Regions from separate parts of the Homo sapiens genome. Here region 2 is linked to region 1. Evidence: chromatin loops called from intact Hi-C (ENCODE). Cell type or tissue: heart left ventricle. All regions are shown on one strand. Each heading gives the region's core, and the rest is flanking DNA. Links, peaks and the distances in the headings are about the cores only.

Evidence for each region. Peaks named below come from ENCODE experiments on the same cell type or tissue, not always from the same donor. Only the 100,000 strongest peaks of a DNase experiment are listed, where the experiment ranks them.
Region 2: a loop joins it to region 1, with 4 times the contacts of the local background. A loop is called at or near these places in 6 of 110 quality-filtered maps.

What each region holds. Positions count from the first base shown.
Region 1 is chr21:44,354,655-44,365,293 of GRCh38, reverse strand. TRPM2 (transient receptor potential cation channel subfamily M member 2) reads right to left here. Exons shown (of 32, transcript NM_003307.4): 2 at 10,558-10,639; 3 at 1,012-1,180. Among named protein-coding and RNA genes, the nearest start is that of TRPM2, 6.4 kb to the right of the region's middle. In heart left ventricle, for the core only: no CTCF peak of the experiment used is centred there; a DNase peak (open chromatin) is centred at 4,943.
Region 2 is chr21:44,418,946-44,430,140 of GRCh38, reverse strand. TRPM2 (transient receptor potential cation channel subfamily M member 2) reads right to left here. Exons shown (of 32, transcript NM_003307.4): 23 at 6,409-6,496; 24 at 5,202-5,289; 25 at 4,314-4,471; 26 at 3,405-3,481; 27 at 3,030-3,131. It overlaps TRPM2-AS (TRPM2 antisense RNA), which reads left to right and starts at 4,578. Exons shown (of 3, transcript NR_109964.1): 1 at 4,578-4,991; 2 at 6,660-6,765. RefSeq lists enhancers at 1,832-2,743, 2,744-3,655, 6,671-6,730. In heart left ventricle, for the core only: no CTCF peak of the experiment used is centred there; no DNase peak of the experiment used is centred there; H3K27me3 peaks cover 1,110 bases.

The DNA.
Region 1 (10,639 bases), core at 623-8,622:
TCAGTGCCACCCTCCCCACCTCCAGGACAGTGGCACCCAATCACTGTCTCAGAACCCTCCAGAAGGCTGGTCAACACTCAAGTCTCAGAACCCTCCAGAAGGCTGGTCAACATGCAAGTCTCAGAACCCTCCAGAAGGCTGGTCAACACGCAAGTCTCAGAACCTCCAGAAGGCTGGTCAACACACAAGTCTCAGAACCCTCCAGAAGGCTGGTCAACACGCGAGTCTCAGAACCCTCCAGAAGGCTGGTCAACACGCGAGTCTCAGAACCCTCCAAAAGGCTGGTCAACACGCGAGTCTCAGAACCCTCCAGAAGGCTGGTCAACATGCAAGGGGCTGAGCCTCTGACTCCACAGGCCTGGGATGGGGCCTGAGAATTGGTCAGAGATGGCTGGTCCAGGGACCTCAGTGAGGTTGTGCACGAGAGAACCTAACCCTGCACCTGGGCCTCCCTCCAGCAGTCTGCACCCTCACAGCGCTCTCCTGCAGGCCAGGCTCAGCCTGGATCCCGCCATGCCTGGCCCAGACTCCTCGCAAGGACTCTCGCGTTTGCTTCCAGACTTGCCACATGGGCCTCCCTGCTATCCTGGGCCCCTTCCCCCAGCTTTTCCCTCCCTCCCCACACCCTTCCTACCATTCTCCCAGCACACCCTGAGCGCATCTGTGTCCTGCATCCCTCTCCTTCCTCCCTACTCCCTCCCAGGCCCTGACAAATGCCGCCCAAGGACACCCAGCCAGAATTCACTCACCACTCCCAGCTTGCACCTTCCTAGAAAGCTCACTGTGCCCCACCCTGCTTTGCAGATGGCCAAGCACTCTGAGAGTGGGGTGCATGTCTTGCTTGCCTTGCAGAGCCCCTCCCCGCCGCTTCCCTTGCTGTGCAGTGGGCTCTATGCACCCTGGAGCTTTGCCAGCCTCCTGCTCTTGCCCCAGGAAATGCCGACCACCGCGTGTCACTGTGGGGCCATGCAGCTCCACCTACAGTTCAGAGCGAGAGTGATGGAAACCAACCTTTTTCACCTTCTGGCTCAGGCCCGTGAAGACGATGTCGCCAAAGGCATCGGTTGGCATCTCCTGGACATGTTTCTTTGGGTCCCACTGTGTGCCCTGGAAGGTGTGGGGCTTGGTAGCCTCCTCCAAGTGCTGCTCATGCGTGTAGCCACACTGACACACCACCTTCCTGCAAAGACACAGCACCAGTCACCCAGGGAGTGTGGTGCCCTTCCTGCTCCCTGTGAAGGCATCAGAGGAGGCCCAGTGGAAAGCCGCAACCTTCCCCCACCCAGCAAAAACAAAGCACCTGCCCTTCCAGCCATGGGGGAGGCAGCAAAGGCCTAATGGTGGGCTGGAGCTCTTCTCACCCTCAGCAGTAACAAGAAGCCTCCCCAGGAAGTGTCAGTGGATCAGTGGAGGCTACAGGGGGGCTTAGACTTCACCCTTTGTGGGGCAGTGATGGGGGGACCTCCTTCCTTCACCATAGACATGTCAAGAGGACCAGCTAAAACTCAAGATCTTGAGTCTCTTAACATAAAATCTAAACTATCAAGGTTTCAATCAAACATCACTAGTTTTAACAAGAGACAGGAAAATCTCAACCAGGATGAAAAAAGACAGCTAACAGCCACCAACGCCAAGATGACACAGATGTTAGAATTATCTGAAAATGATTTTAAAGCAGCCACATTAGAAATGCTTCAACAAGCAATCATGAACATGCTCAAAACAAATGAAAAAATATAAATTTCCAGTAAAAAAAGAGAAGATATACCAAATGCAAACTTTAGAGCTGAAAAATGCAGTAACTGAAATAAAAAACTCAAAGGATGGACCTAACAGCAGGATGGAGGAGACAGAGGAAAGAACCCAGGAGCAGGAAGATATAACAGTAGAAATTGCCCAATAAGAACAACAGAGAGAAAACAAACAAACAACAACAAAGAAAAAATACACAAGTAAACAAAACCTCTGGGACCTGCAGCACTATAACAAAAGATCATACATTCATGCTCAGAGTTCCAGAAGGAAAAGAAAAAGACAGTGATCCTGAAAATGTATGTAAAGAAGTCATGGCCAAAATTTCCCATATTTGACAAAAAAGACATAAACCTACACACGCTACAATCTGAGTGAACACCAGACAGGATAAATCCAAAGAGATACATGCCAAGACACACAACAGTTAAACTTCCAAAAACTAAAAACAAATAAAAACTTTTAAAAGCGGCGAGGCGCAGTGGCTCACGCCTATAATCCCAGCCCTTTGGGAAGCTGAGGCAGGTGGATCACAAGGTCAGGAGTTCGAGACCAACATGGCCAACATGGTGAAACCCTGTCTCTACTAAAATCTAAAAAATCAGCTGGGCATGGTGGCAGCAGCCTGTAACCCCAGCCACTCGGGACGCTGAGGCAGGAGACTCGCTTGAACCCAGGAGATGGAAGTTGCAGTGAGCCCAGATGGTGCCACTGCACTCCAGCCTGGGAGACAGTGGGAGACTCCTCAAAAAAAACAAAAAAAACACCTCAGAAAAGACAGGAAGTTTGGACCTTCTTAATTGAAGGAAGGCTAGGGAATTTGTCACGAGCAGACACACCCTAAAAGAATGGCTAAAGGACATTCTCTAAACAGAAAGGAAACAAGAAAAGGAATTTTGAAATATCTGAAAGGAAGAAAGAATAACAAAAAGAGTAACCCCTTGAATTTCATAACTGATGTTTGATGGCTGAAGCAAAAATTATAACACTATCTGACATGGTTTTCTTTCTTTCTTTTTTTTTTTTCTTGAAATGGAATCTCGCTCTGTCACCCAGGCTAGAGTGCAGTGGCGCCGATCTTTGCTCACTGCAAGCTCCGCCTCCCAGGTTCACGCCACTCTCCCACCTCAACCTCCCAAGTAGCTGCGACCACAGGCGGCCATCACCACATCTGGCTTTTTTTTTTTTTTTTTGTATTTTTAGTAGAGACGGGGTTTCACCGTGTTAGCCAGGATGGTCTCCATCTCCTGACCTCGTGATCCGCCCACCTCAGCTTCCCAAAGTGCTGGGATTACAGGCTTAAGCCACCATGCCCGGCCCTCATTTCAATATATGTAGAAGAAATATTTCAAGCAATTATATTATAGATTAAGAAGGGGACAGAGATGTAAAAGGAGATAATGTTTCTATATTTCACTCAAACTGGTAAAATGTCAACATCAGCAGATTGTGATAAGCTGTATTATATAATATACTATCTAGAGCAACCCCTTTAAGAAAAAGTGATACAAGAAGATACACTCAAAAATAGTATGGTGTAAGCAGTGGCTCACGCCTGTAATCCGAACACTTTGGGAGGCCAAGGTGGGCAGATTGCTTGAGCTCAGGAGCTTGAGACCAGCCTGGCCAACATGGCCAAACCTTGTCTCTACCAAAAATACAAAAATTAACCGGGCATGGTGGTGCATGTCTGTAGTCCCAGCTATTCAGGAGACTGAGGTGGGAGGATCACCTGAGCCCAGCGAGGTGGAGGGTGTAATGAGCCGAGATCGTGCCACTGTACTCCAGCCTGGGCAACAGAGTGAGACTCTGTCTCCAAAAAACAAAAATAGTATGAATAATCAAAATAGAATTCTAAAAAATGTTCAAGTAACCCACAAGAAGGCAAAAAAAAAACACAGAACAAACAGAAAACAAAAAATAAAATGGCAGACATAAGCCCTAACATACCAATAATTACACTAAATATAAATTTTCTAAATATGACAATTAAAAAACAGATTGACAGAATGTATTTAAAAAAATAGGACCCAATTATTTGACGTCTACCAAAATCTCACTTGAAGTGTAATGACACAGGCAAGGCGAAAGGGAAAGGAATATTCAGCAGTTAAATAATGTTGACACAACGCCGAGTGTGGTAGCTCACACCTGTAATCCCAGCACTGTGGGAGGCCAAGGCGAGTGGATCATTTGAGGTCAGGAGTTCAAAGCCATCCTGGACAACATGGTGAAGCCCTGTCTCTACTGAAAATACAAAAATTAGCCAGGCGTGGTGGCGCATGCCTGTAGTCCCAGCTACTCCCAGTTGCCGGGAGGCGGAGGTTGCAGTAAGCTGAGATCGTGCCATTGCACTCCAGAGAATGAGACTCCATATCAAAAATAATAATAATAATAATATTGACACAAGCAGCAACTTGGATGGATATCAAGTGCGCTGTGCTGAGGGAAAAAGACACGGGTCATGTAGCGTATGATTCCATTGACGTAACATCCTTGAAATGACACAATGATAGGCATGAAGAAAGACTGGTGGTTGCAGGGATCAGGGATGATGGGGGAGAAGGTGAGCTGACCATACGGAGGAAGTACAGGAAGAGCTCGGTGGAGATGGACAGTGCTGTATCTTGACCACGGTGGTAGTTACACAAATACACATGTGAAAAATGACATAAGGCCAAGAGCGGTGGCTCACACCTGTAATCCCAGCACTTTGGGAGGCCGAGGCAGGCAGATCAGTTGAGGTCCCGAGTCCGAGACCAGCCTGACCAACATGGTGAAACCCCATCTCTACTAAAAATATAAACATTAGCTGGGCGTGGTAGTGCTCACCTGTAGTCCCAGCTACTCAGGAGGCTGAGGCAGGAGAATTGCTTGAACCCAGGAGGCGGAGATTGCAGTGAGCTGGTGTGGTGCCACTGCACTCCAGCCTGGGCAGCAGAGCAAAACTCCATCTCAAAAAAAAAAAAAAAAGACATAAAACTAAACACATGCATTCTACCAGCTTTAATTCCTGGCTTGGGTACTGTACTACAGTTATGCAGAATGTAGCCACAGGGGGAACCGTGGGGCCCTTCTGCAGTATCTTTGGAACTTCTGTACATCTGTAATTATTTCAAAATAAAAAGTTAAAAGCACACACAAATGGAGGCTCCAAGCAGACGACATGGGGCTAGCACCTCGCCCAAGGTCTCCCACCTCCTCCCCTCGCCTGGGGACGGCAGGAGCTGCCCGAGTCGCCAGCCTTCAGGACCTGCTACTCTGCCTCCTCCCCTTCCTCTGGCAAGAATGCGGCAATCTCTTTCTTCAACTGCTAACTTCCCTCTTTTTTCTTTGTGGGTTGAAGTCTTTTTTTGCTTTACTGCAATTCATTGGTGTTTCAGGGCAAGAAGAGATAAATTTATGTGTTCTTTGTAACTTGTTTAATTGGAAATCCACCATATTTTTAGATTCCAATTTTTTGCTGGTAACAAATAACCTAGAAAAGTTCAGATGAGGCTGGGCATGGTGCCTCATGCCTGTAATCCCAGCACTTTGGGAGGCTGAGGTGGGCGGGTCACAACATCAAGAGTTCGAGACCAGCCTGGCTAATATGGTGAAACCCTGTCTCTACTAAAAATACAAAAATTAGCCAGGTGTGATGGTGCACAGCTGTAGTCCCCGCTACTCAGGAGGCTGAGGCAGGAGAATCGCTTGAGCCCGGGAGGTGGAGGTTGCAGTGAGCCAAGATCAGGCCATTGCACTCCAGCCTGGGTGACAGAGCAAGACTCCGTCTCAAAAAAAATATATATATATATACATATATATGTGTATATATATACACAGATGAGACAGGAAAAAAATGGACCAATCAGTGCTCTGTAAAATGGACCAATCAGCGCTCTGTAAAATGGACCAATCAGCAGGACATGGGCGGGGACAAATAAGGGAATTAAAAAAAAACAAACAAAAAAACTCTAAAACCAGATGAAACCTGAACCAGATGGCACAGGGGAAAGACCACTGAGCAGTGAGAAAGGAAACAGGTTTCCCCGCCACGTATTGACTGTGTGATCTCGGATGTTTCTACACTCAGTTTCTCAATCATTAAAATGGAAAAAATAATTCCTCCCGGATGTGCACCCTACAAATCCAAATCCGTACAAACCCCTAAGGTCACGCTCAAGGCACTTCAGACTTGCAGGGATCTTGCGAGCACCTGATGTTGAGAGGTGAAGCCAGCTAGACTTCTGGGTTGGGTGCGGACTTGGAGAACTTTTCTGTCTTACAAGAGGATTGTAAAATGCGCCAATCAGCACACCATAAAATGGACCAATTGGTGCTCTGTAAAATGGACCAATCCGCACACTGTAAAATGGACCAAGCCATGCTCTGTAAAATGGACCAATCAGCACACTGTAAAATGGACCAAGCAGTGCTCTGTAAAATGGACCAATCAGCACACTGTAAAATGGACCAAGCAGTGCTCTGTAAAATGGACCAATCAGCGCTCTGTAAAATGGACCAATCAGCAGGACACGGGCGGGGACAAATAAGGGAATAAAAGCTGGCCACCCCTCCAGCCAGCAGCGGCAAACTGCTCGGGTCCCCTTTCACGCTGAGGAGTCTTTGTTCTTTCGCTCTTCACAATATATCTTGCTGCTGCTCACTCTTTGGGTCCCTGCCATCTTCAAGAGCTGTGACACTCACCGCGAAGGTCCCCGGCTTCACTCTTGAAGTCAGCGAGACCAAGACCCCCGGGAAGGAACCAACTCCGGACACAATGTGACCTCCACTGTTTATGGATGAGAGACCTGGGTCGGAGGTGGGGAAAGGAGTTCCCTAGACAAGGACCTGAGCTCTCCCGTCTTGCTCCAATGCTGCCCCAAATGTCCTTGTATGTTCCTAACAGCCTATCACAAGCTACCTCCTGTCCCTCTTGTCCTTGAACGATCACCTCTGATGAGATTGGAACTTGAACCTGCATGGCGTTTGCAAGCCTGATGTGATGCTGGAAACTGCATTGCGGACACTGATCCAGAAATTACATCGCCGGAGAGCTCGCTCGGAACTCGGCCCAGATAGGCGTAAACGGGACACCACCCCCGGCACCCCACGGGAAATGAGAGCTCTTGGAGGTGTATTCTCTCCAACCTGGGCTCCTTCCTGCCACCCAAGGGGGGCTCCCTGCCTCCCCACCCCCACCGCATGTGCGCGTGAATTCTGAGGCATCCCCTCCAGTCTCTGCGCTCACAGATGAGGATTGGTGGCCCAGGGAAGAGAAGTCATCTGCCCAAGGTCATGAGATCCATGGTGGCAAAATGTGAGCACAAAGGTCTGGACCAGGGTGGCCACAGCAGACACGGAAATGAGACGAGTCTGTGCAGAGCTGAGGAGGGTTACCAGGACGTGGGGCTAAGCAGTGGGATTACCCGGGCGGGTGTCGAGGGGCTCCAGGTCTGGACGAGTGGGGTAGGAAGACCCTACCATGCTTAATGGAAACATGTAAGTGGTATAAATAAATCTGCTTGAAAAGCTGTGTTTGTGGCAGACGATGCTCACCACTCGTTCCGCCCTGGTCTTTCCACAAGAAGGAGGGACATTCCATCCACTCCTCAGGAAGGAACAGCCAGGAACACACCTGGTCCCTCTTCCCATCCTGCTGCAGTGACCACCGTGGTTGGTGAGATGAGAGCGGCTTCTGTGCGGGACAGACTCGGTGCAGCAGATCTCAGGTTGCCTTCTCAGAGGGGCCTGCTTTCAAGGTGGTGTCTGGGAACGGGGCTTTTGGAGCGTCTCTCCGTCCCCTGACTGCTAGGAGTGCTTTGCCGGGCCTGGACTGTTCCTGCAATGGGTTTGTGCTGAACAGCTGCTTTCCTGCTGGGAGTCTGGGATTTGGGTGGTTGCCATGCAGAGGGGCCCACGTGGCCAGCGCAGGATGCACGCCCTGGGCTCTGAGCCTCGAATGGGCTTTGCAGGTGGCCACGTGCTTCTCGGCTAGAGGAAGGAGCATGCATGGCGCCTGCACAGGAGAGCCGCAGCAGCCTGCCCTCAGATTCTCCAGACTCGGCCTGTGTCTTTCTCCCTTGCCAAGCCCATCACGTAGGCCTTCACCATGATAAACCTTAGCTGTGTGCACAGCTGTGAGTCCTAGCAAACCCCTGAGCATGGGGGATGGCTTTGGGGACCTCCAGAAGCAAGTCTGTCCTGCTTACATCTGATCCAGGTCAGCACCCCTTCCTCTCTGGGCCCTGCTGCCCCAAGGGTTTCCACTTCCATGTGAGAAGCACGCAGAGCCGACTGGCAGAGGCCCCAGACCCACGGGGCCTCACCTAGGCTTCTCAGGACACAGCAGGTCAGGGTGTCAGCGGCGTTCAAACCAGAGTGAGTCCCATCTTGAATAGGCGCTGGGTGAAATGAGGCTGAAACCTGCTGGGCTGCCTTCCCAGACGGTTAAGGCATTCTAAGTCACAGGATGAGACAAGAGGTCAGCAGAAGACACAGGTCACAAAGACCCTGCTGATAAAACAGGGTGCAAGACACTGGGTAAAACCCACCAAAACCAAGATGGCGACGAAAGTGGGCTCTGGTTATCCTCGCTGCCCATTACACGCTAATTATAACATATTAACATGTAAGAGACACTCCCACCAGCACCATGACAGTTGGCAGATGCCATGGCAACATCAGAAATACCCTGTATGGTCTGAAAGAAAGAGGAAATCAGTTCTGGGAAATCCCCGCTCCTTTCCCATAAAACTCATGAATAATCCACCCTTGTTAAGCACATGATCCAAAACTACCATAAAAATAGCCAACCAGCCAAGCACGGTGGCTTATGCCTGAAATCCCAGCACTTTGGGAGGCCAAGGCTGGTGGATCACCTGAGGTCAGGAGTTCCAGACCAGCCTGGCCAACATGGTGAATCGCATGAACCTGGGAGACGAAGGTTGCAGCGAGCCAAGATCATGCCATTGCACTCCAGCCTGGGCGACAGAGCGAGACCCCGTCTCAAAAAAAAAAAAAAAAAATAGCCAAGCAGCAGCCCTCAGGGCTGCTCTGCCTATGGAGAAGCCATTCTTTTATTCCTTTACATTGTTAATAACTTGCTTTCACTTTACTCTGTGGACTCGCTCCAAATACTTTCTCGTGTGAGATCCAAGAACCCGCCCTTGGGGTCTGGATCGGGACCCCTTTCCAGTAACAAGGGTGAGCTCCGAGGCTGGAGTACCACTGCTCTACAGACCCCGCTCCTTCCACATGGGGCTCTTCATCACTGTCTCTACATCCAGCCCTCCATGGCCGCGAGTTTTGCATCTGCAGATTCAGCCAAACGCAGACTAAAAATATTCAGGAAAAAAAAAACAATTAAAAATAACATAGCCAGATGCAGTGGCTCACGCCTGTAATCCCAGCACTTTGGGAGGCCGAGGCGGGTGGATCACCTGCCTCGGCCTCCCAAAGTGCTGGGATTACAGGCGTGAGCCACCGCGCCCGGCCCAAAAATACAAATTTTTTAAATGCAGTATAACTATTTTTATAACATCTACATTGTATCAGGTATTATAAGTAATCTAGAGATGATTTAAAGTATGCTGAAGGATGTACATAGTTTATATGCAAATACCACACCATCTCATATCAGTGACTTGATATGAGATTTTGGGACTGATACGAGATATGGGATTTTGGTGTCCGTGGGTGTCCGGGAACAATTCCCCAGGGATGCGGAGGGACAGCTGTTGTATTGGTGACCGTGAAACTCTGATGATGTACCGAGTACACTAGAGGTACCCTGGGGCAACACAGTCTTCTTCTATTTCCCAAGCACAGGATGCTTCTCCCTCCCCATATTCAGTAAATATGAGCTGAAGGCCACTCTCTGGGAATTAACACAACACTCTGCTTTCGTCCCAGCCCCCCAGAAGCTCAGCAGCTAGCAAGAAAGATGAACACAAAGCCACACAGTTACAGCACGACAGCTGGGATCAAAGAGAAACACACGGTGCGGTAGGAGGGAAGCTCACTTCCTGGTAGAGGTTGTATAGTCACGGAAGGCTGCACGGCAGAGGCAGCATCTGCAATAGGCCTTGAGGGATAAGTAGGAGCTCACCAGGCAATGGAGTAAAAGGAGGAAGCGTGTGGCCCATTTGTGGAAGAGCATGAAATGGGTGTTGCTCGGGGAGGGCACACAAACATGAATCAACACTCTGTCCGTGCCTAAAGGGGCGCCAACTGCGGGGAGCACCATCGGCTCCGGAGGGCCATATCCAGCCACTCAGAGACAGTGGCCATGTTGCCTGGGCGGGGGTCTTGGCCACACCTGAGTCGTGGGCTCTGTGGGGAGGAGGGGCAAAGGGGGCTCTGTGGGGCCTGGGGGCAAGTCGGGCCTCTGGCTTTGGCAAGCTGTGCAGGGGGGCAGTCTTCTGGCCATGGACTCTCCCTAAGGCCCTTCCAGTTCCTGGACCCTGGGACTCTCTCTCTTGGGGTGGGGGCAGGTGTGGAAATGAGAGGATTAGAGGATGCATCTGTGTTCACACCACTGGGCCTCGCCGCGCGACAGTGCCCTTATGACCCTGAACAAGTCACCTAAACTCTGCACTTTGGTCCCTGCACCTGCGAGGCAGGATGAGGGTCAACTGTCCCCGACAGGAGGCTTGCAAGGGTTAGGTGGAAATGCTCTGTGGACTCTAAGCCTCGTATGGAGACAGAGGTATCTCCAGTGACCCTTCACTGAGGCCCTGAGGGGTCTTGGCCTGATCAGCTACTCCATGTGGGATCGGAAGGAAGAAGTCAGAGGTCTTACACACAAATCACGTCACTTACCCAGCATCAGACAGTTTGGAACTTTCCACAAAATACACGCATTCTTTCTTCTTGATGTTTTCAGGAATCCACGAACTGAGGC
Region 2 (11,195 bases), core at 1,350-9,349, 64 kb before region 1:
GCAGTACGTTAAATATAACAGAAGAGTTTATTCCAGGAATGCAAGGATGGCTCAACACTAAAGGAGCTATAAAAATAATTCACACACTAATTGGCTAAAGGGGAAACATCTTATAACTATCTCAATCAATGGCAGAAAAACCATTTAGTAGCATTCAGCCCCTGACAAATTGGGACTAGATAGAAACATTCCTAATCCAATAAAAGGTATTTATAAATTTCTTCAGTAAATACCATACTTAATGGTGAAATGTTGATAGCATTTCCATTAAGTCAGAAACAAGGAAGCCTGTTAATATTACCAATATTCTAAATTACACTGAAGAATTTACCCAGCACAATAAGGCAAGAAAAAGGAATGAGGCATGATTATTGTAAGGAGAAAGACAATATTGTTATTTGCAGAATATATATTATTTACATAGAAAATCTACAAACACATTTATATAATTAACGAGAAGGTTTAATAAAGTTGTTAGATACAAAGTCAGCAAACAAAATTAATAATGCCCCTATATATATTTTTAAAAATTGAAAATATAAAAAAATGTTATACACCAGGCATGGTGGCTCATGTCTGTAATCCCAGCACTCTGGGAGGCTGAGGCGAGTGGATCACCTGAGGTCAGGAATTCAAGACCAGCCTGGCCAACATGGTGAAACCCCATCTCTACTAAAAATACAAAATTAGCTGGGCATGGTGGTGGATGCCTGTAATTCCAACTACTCAGGAGGCTGAGGCAGGAGAATTGCTTGAACCCAGGAGGCAGAGGTTGTAGTGAGCCAAGATCACCCCATTGCACTCCAGCCTGGGCAACAAAAGTGAAATTCCATCTCAAAAAAAAAAAAAAAAAAAAAAAAAAGAAAAAGAAAAAAATGTTATAATTACCCCAAATAACAAAAGTTATCAAATACCTGAGGAATAAATATTATTTAAAAATGTAAGATCTTTATGAACAAAATTATAAAACTTTAGGGAAGGACAAAGAGAAGACATAAATAAATGTTGACAAATACAGTCATAGAAGACTCATTATCATAAAAGTGTCCATTGTCTCAAATTTTTCTATAAATTTAATACAATTCTTATCAATGGATTTGTCATGGAGCTAGAAAAACTGGCTTTTAAACTCACAAAAAAGCTAAAGGCTCAAGACTAGAAAAGGCAGGTTTAAAGACATGCTATCCCAGAGTCAGGATTACTGCAACGCTGTGGCAAATAGTGGCATGATCTGCTATGAGATGACTGGGACAGAGGCATACAGAGCTTTGAAAGAGGAGCCACACCTCAGGGGAGGAGCCAGACGTAAGGGGAGGAGCCACACCTCAGGGAGGAGCCAGACCTCAGGGAAGGAGCCACACCTCAGGGAGGAGCCACACCTCAGGGAAGAGCCACACCTAAGGGGAGGAGCCACACCTCAGGGAGGAGCCACATCTCAGGGGAGGAGCCACACCTCAGGGAGGAGCCAGACCTAAGGGGAGGAGCCACACCTCAGGGAGGAGCCACACCTCAGGGGAGGGGCCAGACCTAAGGGGAGGAGCCACACCTAAGGGGAGGAGTCACACCTCAGGGAGGAGCCACACCTAAGGGGAGGAGTCACACCTCAGGGAGGAGCCACACCTCAGGGAGGAGCCACACCTCAGGGGAGGAGCCACACCTCAGGGAGGAGCCACACGTCAGGGGAGGGGCCAGACCTAAGGGGAGGAGCCACACCTAAGGGGAGGAGCCACACCTAAGGGGAGGAGCCACACCTCAGGGAGGAGCCACACCTCAGGGGAGGGGCCAGATCTTAGCAGGAAATGAAGTCAGGCAGCTCACTTTCTCTGTGAATTCACAAAATAAATCAGGCCCCTCCTCACACCTTATACAATCAGCCTTCAGCTGTATTAAAGTCTCAGTGAAAAAAACTAATTTTAAAATGTATCAAATGAATATAGGAAGGTGTGTCTTTATAATTTCATAGAAAGAGAACACACCTAAGGAAATATAATGAAAATATGATTCGCAAGTCCACAACAGAAGCATGGTGCATACAGAAAGTGCTCTTCTGCACTACTAAAGCCCGCATGGACACCACGTCCTGCCAAGTCCTGACACACCTGCCTGTGTGGCAGCCACCCGTGAGAGCAGGTGCTCACGCCTTGTTGCCCATGCCAGGCACCTGCTGCTCTCCTCGTCAGCTTCCCATAGCCACCGGATGCACCTCCCTAAACACCCGCCCTTGCCCGTCCCACATACCCCCAACACCAGAGCGGGCCGCCTGCAGCTGCAGCCACCTGGCCAGGACCTCTGCTCTCAGGCCCCATCGCCTCCTACCACCTCCTTACTCAACCTCCGGCTCCAGGCAGAGGAGCCCACACCCTGTTCCAGAGCATTCTGCAAAGGCCTGCCACGCAGTCCCCCCGTCCTTCAGACCCTTTGGTTCCTCTGCTCCATGGTTCATGCCCCACATCCCGGCAACCCCCCAGTCCCAGGTTCTGGTGGCCCCTCCTCCACCTCCTCCTCATGGCAGGGTCCAAGACTCCCAGGCTCCTTCCTTCCAGGGCACTTGTAGGTGCTCACAGGACACTTGACACCTTTATTTTGGGTTTCCTCACCTGTGTGATGGGTGCAGCGCCGATCCTGTGGGGAACAGGATGCCAGGCGAGGCCACCTTCCCGGCCAGGTAAGCCTGCCAGTGCCCATCTCCGTGTCCCCTCCCTGCCGCACAGCCCCTGCCCATCCTCTGAGGCATCGTCCTCTCCCAGCACAGCCATCCCCACGTACACAGACAAATCCACGTCCCCAGATTACGGCAGGGACCATGGGGCAGGGCCTGCCCGAGGCCAGGGGGCAAGTCCCACGCCCCCAAGCCCAGTCCTGGGGGCTACGGAGATGCAGTGAGTTGATGTTTTCTTCCTTTCGGTGGCTCACGTGCTTTTTTTGATTTTGTTTTATGAGAAAAATGCTTCCTTTGCCCAGAGAGGAAACCTGCCCCCCAGGCAAACCCCAAAGGCTGACGGGGCGGGGCCCGCAGGGGGCACACTCACAGGGGCAACCCGGCCTGCACTGTGTACGGCCCGTGGAAGCTCCGGCGGTCCCTCAGGCCATCCACCACGTTGTACTGGATCGTGGACAGTGGCTCCAGGGTGCTGGGAGCAGAGGAGAAGGCGTGTCTGTGTGCCCGTGTTGCAGGTGGGACAGAGCAGACAGGCAGAGGGATCACCCCCCCACCAAGGGCCCAGCCGAGTAGCTGCAGGCTGGGTGTACACAACAGTAGGAGCTGGGCCCCTTCAGGCCCCCACGGGCCCCTCCTGCTCACCTGGACCTCCCCGGGCTGGGCTCTGACTGGGATTCTCAAGGGAGCCCCTAGGAGGCCCTGGGTTTGGGGCCAGCTGGGAGCACGGACAGCGGCTCATACTCACTCTCCCATGGGGTCCATGGCGGCCGCGTCCTTCCTCTCTGCCGTGTAAAAGGGTGGGTCATAGATCAGGAACTCCGTCTGTCGCAAAACAGGGAGTTTTCCCTCAGATTTTTACCCCCACTGCAAAGCTGGGCCAGGCACCAGGGTGAAAGGGCTGCTCAGCTGGGTCTGAACCCGACCCCAACATCCCAACATGCAGGGCAGAAGCTCCAAGCTGGGCAGATCCGGGTGCCAGGCAGAGCTGGGGGCTGGGCAGGGCCGGGGGCTGGGATCAGGGACCCCCACCCTGGGGCCAGCTGAAGGGCAGGTGGCCGTGACTTGGGGGCCTTGGGGGTCTTCCCAGAGTGGGGCAGGGGGCTAAGCTGGACCCTAGAGGCAAGGAGGATTCTATGTGGTAGAGACCAAGGGGAGGCAGCGGAAGCAGCAGCCTGGAATGTTCTGGATAGGCCAGAGAGAAGCCCTGCACCAGGAGGGCGGGGGTCTCCCAGGGGCCATTAGCCATCTCTCTGTCTCTGTGTCTCTGTCTCTCTTCCATGCCTGGCACCTGGAAAGGGGCCAGAGCCATTCACCGGGGTGGGTGGGGTCTAGGACCAGGGCATGACCTGGGGGAATGGGGCCGGGGGGCTGGGCCCTGGGATGGTCATGGGAGGAGCCTAAGCCTCGAGCTCTGTGGGGATCAGTGTGCCCCCCTCAGGCCCCTCCACCACCTCCAGCTGTGAGGCCCCTGTGACTTGACTTCTCTGTGCCTCGGTTTCCTCAAATGTCAAACAGGGGCTGCCAGACGCACAGATCCCCCTGTGGCTGCAGTGGCTGGGAGCCAGGATTAATACCAGATGGATGGGGACAGGGCCGCCCTCCCCTCCCCAGGGGCCCGGCCACTCCGCCTGGTTGGGCTTGGGCAGGCGCTCACCTCCCAGGGCACCTTCTCGTTGGGCACGGGGAAGCGCGTGACAGGGCAGTTGGGGTAGAGGAGGTGCCGGGCATTCACGTGGTAGCTGTCGCCCGGCTCCTCCGTCTTCTTCCTGCCTCCCGGCTCAGCATCCGGCTCCTCCGCGGCCTTCTGGGAGGCTGGGGACAGTCAGGAAGACGTGACGCAAGGCGGAGCCCGGGCTCAGGTGCCCGCCCGCAGGACAAGGACTTCCTCTGTGGTCCTTCCGCCAAAACATCTGGGCTCCTCCACCTCCCCGAGCCCAAATGGCCATGCAGGTCGAACACCAGCTCTGAAGTGGGCAGGGCCCCCAGGGAGGACAGCCACGGGAGCTCAGGCAGCGTCCCCGCCGGCACCTGCCTCTTTGTGCAGCGGCAGTCAGGGCCCTCGGCAATGAGCTGAACTCGCAGTGCGGTTACGAGGGCAAATATGCTCCTTGAGGGCCGGCGAAACTCAGCAGCCCGAGGAAGGCTACTGATGTGCATTTCATAGCCGGCTGCGAATTTAGGAAAACAGACTTTGCTTCTCGTCACTCAGCCTACGTGACCAGGTTCAGACACAGTCTGCAGCCGCCCGCCTCGCACCCCCACTCTGCAGTGCGGTATGTGGGGAGCTCAGGGCACAGCAGGCCAGGCCTCCCCGTGGACGTCCAGGAACCAGGTCAGGTCAGGGATTGGGCGGGGCCTCGGCGCCAGCGTCGGTGGGTGGGCTGAGTTCCTGAGGGCGCTGGCCCTGCCTGGAACAGGCTGCAGCCAGTGCCTTCCTCCTGGACAGAGCCCCCCACCCCCAGCTGCCTCTCCTCCCAACTGACCCCAGACCCAAAAGAAACAGGCGGCTGGAGACCAGCTGCTGGCCTGGCCACCCACTCACCCAGAGTGGGGACGTCCGCCTCCGAGCTGAAGCCGCTGGCCCGCAGCGTCCTCACGATCCAGTGCAGGGCTTGGGCTGTCTGGGCCACCTGGAAGGCATGGCCCGAGACACAGTGAGCACCTGCCACCCACACGCATGGTACACACCCCACTGCCCACCGAGACTTCACTCCCCCAGCCAGGAGCCCCACCCCTGTCACTCAGCCCCTGCGCCCTTTGAAAGTGAGACACCACGTCCTCCCCAGGCAGCCACCAAGCCAGCCAGAACGCTGCCCCAGGCCCACCCGGCTCCCCCCGGGGGCTGCCAAGTCACACATCTGATGGTGCAGCCTCCCCAAGAGACACAACAGTGGGACTGTCACTGCACTGGACAAGCCAGAGGATGGAGCCAGCATGAAGGCACAGTCAGGCAATTCTGCACCACAGGGAGAGGTCACAGGCCGCCAAAGCCAGAGGCTTCCAGGGTTCCTGCACCTCCCAGGAGGAGCCTCCCCAGAGGCTGATGCGCCTCCCACAGGGGACAGTGGGACATGTCTCACTCGTGTGGCTCAGTGCTGGGCACCCTGTCAGGGGTCCCAGCATGGCCAAGACAGGGGTAGAGGGCGGCCTGGGCAGACCCCTGGGTGCAACGGGCAGGACTGGTGGATGGTGGATGCCCCAGCAGCACAGGTCCCAGCCCTGCCCCACAGAGCAAGGCTGGGAGCAGCAGCACAGGGTGGCTGAGCCATCCACAGGGCTCAGCACTGCCCGCAGGGGCTGCCGTGGCCGCAGGTGCTGTTGTTGGACAGCACAGCCCGGCCCAGCTGGTGGACGTTGATGGGGTGGTGGGAGCAGACCCTGAGAGGCCGTCTCTAAGTCCTCCCCACCTCGGTCTTGCGGCCTCTCCAGGGCTCAGGCACAGAGTCCCACAGCCTCCCTGGAGGCCGGGAGGGGAGAAGCACTCTGTTTCCTGGGAGCAGCGAGGAGCACAGCCCGGCCGTGGAGGCCTCAGTGCACACAGAAGGAACTCAGTCACAGAAACCCTTGGGCGGGGTTTTCTGGAGGACACACAGGGTGCCTCTTCCAGCTGGGAATGGCTGCCCCAACGTTCCGGCCTCCTCCTCACCATCACTCCTCAGAGCCCTCCTTCTTGGTGCCACCACATGGCAGAGCCGCCCACCAGGCCCAGCAGTGGCACCTCCTGACGGAGGCCCCGACCTCGGACCCACCTGCTCCTCCAGGGAGGCCAACCTCTGCTCCATGGAGCCCGACCTCTTCAGTGGGTCCAGGTCCAGCAGGTCCACCATGGCGTCAACCCTGAAAGAGGAAGCAGCTGAGCTGGACGCACACCACACCTTGGGGCCCTGGGAACGCCACACCGCTCTGCAGACAGCCCTGCCAGATGCAGCCACCAAGGCCCTGTGTCAGCCTTTGCTTCCTCTTAATATGAAACTATTTCTAACATGCATTTCTCCCATAGAACCAAACTGCCCAGGGCCCCAGAGGGGAAGATGTCTCAGCAGACGGACAGCCGAGGCTCACATGGCAAGCTCTGGCAGCCTGTCGGTCCCAGGAGAGAGGGGGAGGTGAGTGAACTGAGGGAGGGCCAGGTGACAGGTCACAAACAATGAAACTTCCTCTGGGCACAGCAGAGGTTGGTTTTGTTTTGGGGGTGATGTGGCGCGGCACTGTTGCTTGGGGAATATTTGGTTTTTGTCTTATTTTGTGGGGGTCGTGGAGCAGTGCTGCTGTTCTAAGGATGTTTGGTGTCTGTCGTATTTTGTGGGGGTTGTGGAGCAGTGCTGTTTTTCTGGGAGTTATTTGGCTTCTGTCTTATTTTGTGGGGTTGTAGAGCGGCGCTATTATTCTGGAAATGTTTGGTTTCTGTCTTATTTTGTGGGGGTCGTGGAGCAGTGCTGCTGTTCTAAGGATGTTTGGTGTCTGTCGTATTTTGTGGGGGTTGTGGAGCAGCGCTGTTTTTCTGGGAGTATTTGGCTTCTGTCTTATTTTGTGGGGTTGTAGAGCGGCGCTATTATTCTGGAAATGTTTGGTTTCTGTCTTATTTTGTGGGGGTCGTGGAGCAGTGCTGCTGTTCTAAGGATGTTTGGTGTCTGTCGTATTTTGTGGGGGTTGTGGAGCAGCGCTGTTTTTCTGGGAGTATTTGGCTTCTGTCTTATTTTGTGGGGTTGTAGAGCGGCGCTATTATTCTGGAAATGTTTGGTTTCTGTCTTATTTTGCTTCGCCCAGCCTCGGCCTGCTGTGTTTATGGTTAAAATAACTCTGTGGGCAAACCCGAGTCTCCAGCTCTCATCCGCTGTCCCCTGGGCTCCCTCACTTCCTTTCATCCACAGCGCCCACTGCAAGTGATATTCTTATAATACACTGAGCAACTATTTTAGTAACACAGAAACTTTCTGGGGATATGACCCACTTTAAACAGTTATCTAGGGAGAGGGAAGAAAGTGATTTCGCTCCAGGCCTGGGCATCTCCTTTCACCCACATTTCATTTTGCTTAATCCCACAAAAGCCGCTTAACCGCACCTGCCATGTTTTCCCAGACAGCCTTGCAAACATGCGAGGGTGGTTACTGGAGCCTTCTCGGACCCGCGTGATTCCACCACCGTGAGATGCAGGAACTGTCTAGATTTGCAGACAGAGCTTGTCCTTGACCCCCAAAGCTCCAGCCCTGCCCTGTGGGCGAGGAGCTTTGGTGAACTCAGCTCACCTCAGTGCTGCAAGGTTATGGCACCCCACACTCATGCGCCTCCCAGGTGCCCAGCTTCTTCACTGGAGGAGGGGACGGTGACCAGGCTAGGGCCCTTGGTACGGGCTGAGGAGCTCTTTCCTCACTTTCCCTGGAGCCCGTGTTCTGCAAGATCAGGTCGACTGAAGCACATCAGCTTCTGTCCCAGGCCCCTCTGCGGATGAGCAAGAGCTGCTGACCAATGGGAGTGACAGCTCAGCACACCAGCCAGCGGCCCAGCGGAAACACGTTCTGCAGGCTCATCTTGGGAAAACTTCTACTCACATACAAATATGCATTAGAGTCAGGGTCTCACCCTGTCACCCAGGCTGCAGTGCAGTGGCACCATCATGGCGCACTGCAGCCTCGAACCCCTGGCCTCAGCCTCCTGAGCAGCTGGGACTCTGACCCCATGTGCACCACCACACCTGGCTACTCTTTCCTTTTTTGTTGTTGTTTTTTTATTTTTTGTAGAGATGGGGTCTCACTATGTTACCCAGGCTGGTCTCAAACTTTTGGCCTCAAGAAATCCTCCTGCTGTGGCCTCCTTAGTAGCTGGGATCACAGGCATGAGCCACCGTGCCTGGCTAATTGTTATTTTTATTTTTTGTAGAGATGGGGGTCTCACTATGTTGCCTAGGTTGGTCTTGAACTCCTGGGCTCGAGCAATCCTCCCACCTCAGCCTCCCAAAATGTTGGGATTACAAGCATGAGCCACTGTGCCTGGCCTGCAAAGTTATATTTTAGTTAAGCTTTTTCAACCTCAGAAAATAACTGGAGGCGCCCAACTTCCACTGAGCACCTAGGCTGGGAAATAGGCAGCAGACCAGCTCTGAGCTTTAAGATGTCTGGGATAGGGCAGGAGCTGAGAGGCATTTGGGACTAAATTTTTTTTTTTTTTAGGTGGAGTCTTGCTCTGTCGCCCAGGCTGGAGTGCAGCAGCGCGATCTCAGCTCACTGCAACCTCCGCCTCCTGGGTTCAAGCGATTCTCCTGCCTCAGCCTCCCAAGTAGCTGGGATTACAAGCGCACGCCACCACACCCGGCTAATTTTTGTATTTTTAGTAGAGATGAGGTTTCACCATGTTAGCCAGGATAGTCTTGATCTCCTAACCTTGTGATCCACCCACCTTGGCCTCCCAAAGTGCTGAGATTACAGGCGTGAGCCACCGCGCCCGGCCTGGGACTGATTCATTTGGGGTCCAGCCCACTCCCTTAAGGCAGGAGGCTGCAAAGTTGCTGGGGCCTGCATTCCAGGCCACACCGCTGGCCAGTGGTGGAAGCTGAGCCACCTCTCTCACTTTCCTGGGCCTCCACTTCCTCATGGGTAAAAGTGGAAGGAAAAATACCTCCCTCTGCAAAAGGGTTGAGCGAGATGATGCAGGTGAAGGGTGTGGTCCTCAATGAGCCCTTAACACATGCCAGCCATCATATTCCAGCCCTGACTATGTTGGTCATCAGCAGAGCTGTGGCCTTCCAGCTTCATCCTGACATGCGGAGGCCGCCTTTCAGAAACTCTCCCAAGCACCTTCCCCCAGCATCTGGGCCCTGGGCATGGCCACTGCTCAAAGTCCCAGACGAGGCCATCCATCAAAGCTGTACTTGGCAACAGCAAGTAAGAGAAGGTTGTCAGGGCACTGCATGGCCCCAGGCCCCCCTCCTCTGTAAGTGGACCATCAGAGCCAAACGTCAGGGCTGAGCAGGCCTGGAGACCAGCGACCCCAGCCTCCTGCAACCCTGCCAGGCCAGGAACTAACAGCAGTTCCAGAATTGCATAGGATTTCCTCAGTGCCTTCTAGGCACTGGGCCTGCTCTACATCCCAGGATACTATGGGGAACATGTGGGACTCTGTCCCTACTCTCACATGGAGCCTGGCAGTTAGACATGACACAACCCACAAACCCACCAGCCAACCAACCAACATCCAGATTCCAGAACGACAGGGGATGGGGACAGGGTGGGTGGAGGGCAGGAAAGGCCCTCCAATGAAGTGAGGCTTGAATAGAGAGAGACAGCAAGTCCTGACTCTCTCTGGGAGAAGACTGTTCTAGGCAAAGAGCATGCCAAGGGCTCAACTGGAAGTCATCATGCCCAGACTCAAGCAAACAGGACACGTGTATCTAGTTCACTCAGAATGGGAGCTAGAAGGGGCTTTGACATCAGCTAGTTCATTAAGGTCCTCACATTGTCACCATCGTCATTACTATTGCCATCATAATCACCATCATCACTATCATCACCACCACCACATCCACCATCGTCACCACCACCAGCACCAGCACCACCACTACCATCACTACCACCACTGTCACCATCACCATTACCATCCACCACCACCACCATCACCGCTACCACCATTACCACCATCAGAAGCACCATCACCACCATCACCACCACCACCACTGCCAACATCACCATCAACATCACCACCACTACCATCACCACCACCACCACCACCACTGCCATCATCACCATCAACATCACCACCACTACCATCACCACCACCATCACCACCACTTCCATTACAGCCATCAGAATCACCATCATCATCACCATCACTACCACCATCACCAACACCACCACCATCACAATCACCACCACATCACCATCATCACCAACATCACCACTACCACCACTACCATCACCACCACCACCATCACCATCGCAGCCACCATCATCACCATCACCACCACCGCCCCCACTACTCATAAGTAAGGGTGATGATAAAAGCACCAGCCACGTTAGCAGATCCCTGGTTATAGTTCCAGCATATGTGCTCAATTCTTTACAGTCAGGACCCCACTGTATTCTGGAAACAACTCCAAGAGACAGGGACTATCGTGTCTCCATCTTACAGACAAGGTGAGGGAGGTATGGAAAGGCAGGAGTACATACATGTCTCTAAGGGGGAGGGCACTTGGCCTGGTCTTGGCCATCCCTTGCCAGCTCCAGGATGCTCCTGTTTGTGGCTGCAGGAGCCTCCACACGGCCATAACTAGGTGGCACCGTGTCCATTTCCCCCTCCTCCTCTCATGCCATGGTGAGACGCACACTGAGAGCAGGACACTGGGGGCAGCCCTTCCTGCTGCCCGCTGCTGGGCCATTAGGCCCTGCTGACACCTAGCAGGGCGGAAGGCCTGGCAGTGGAGAGAAGGGAGCAGATGTTCCCCCAACACTGACCTCGCACCTTGGAAAGAAGCAAGATGGGAGGAGCTGAGAGGGAGGACGGTGCTGAGCATGGCTGACCCCGAGGGCTGGGCTGCCGAGGTCCT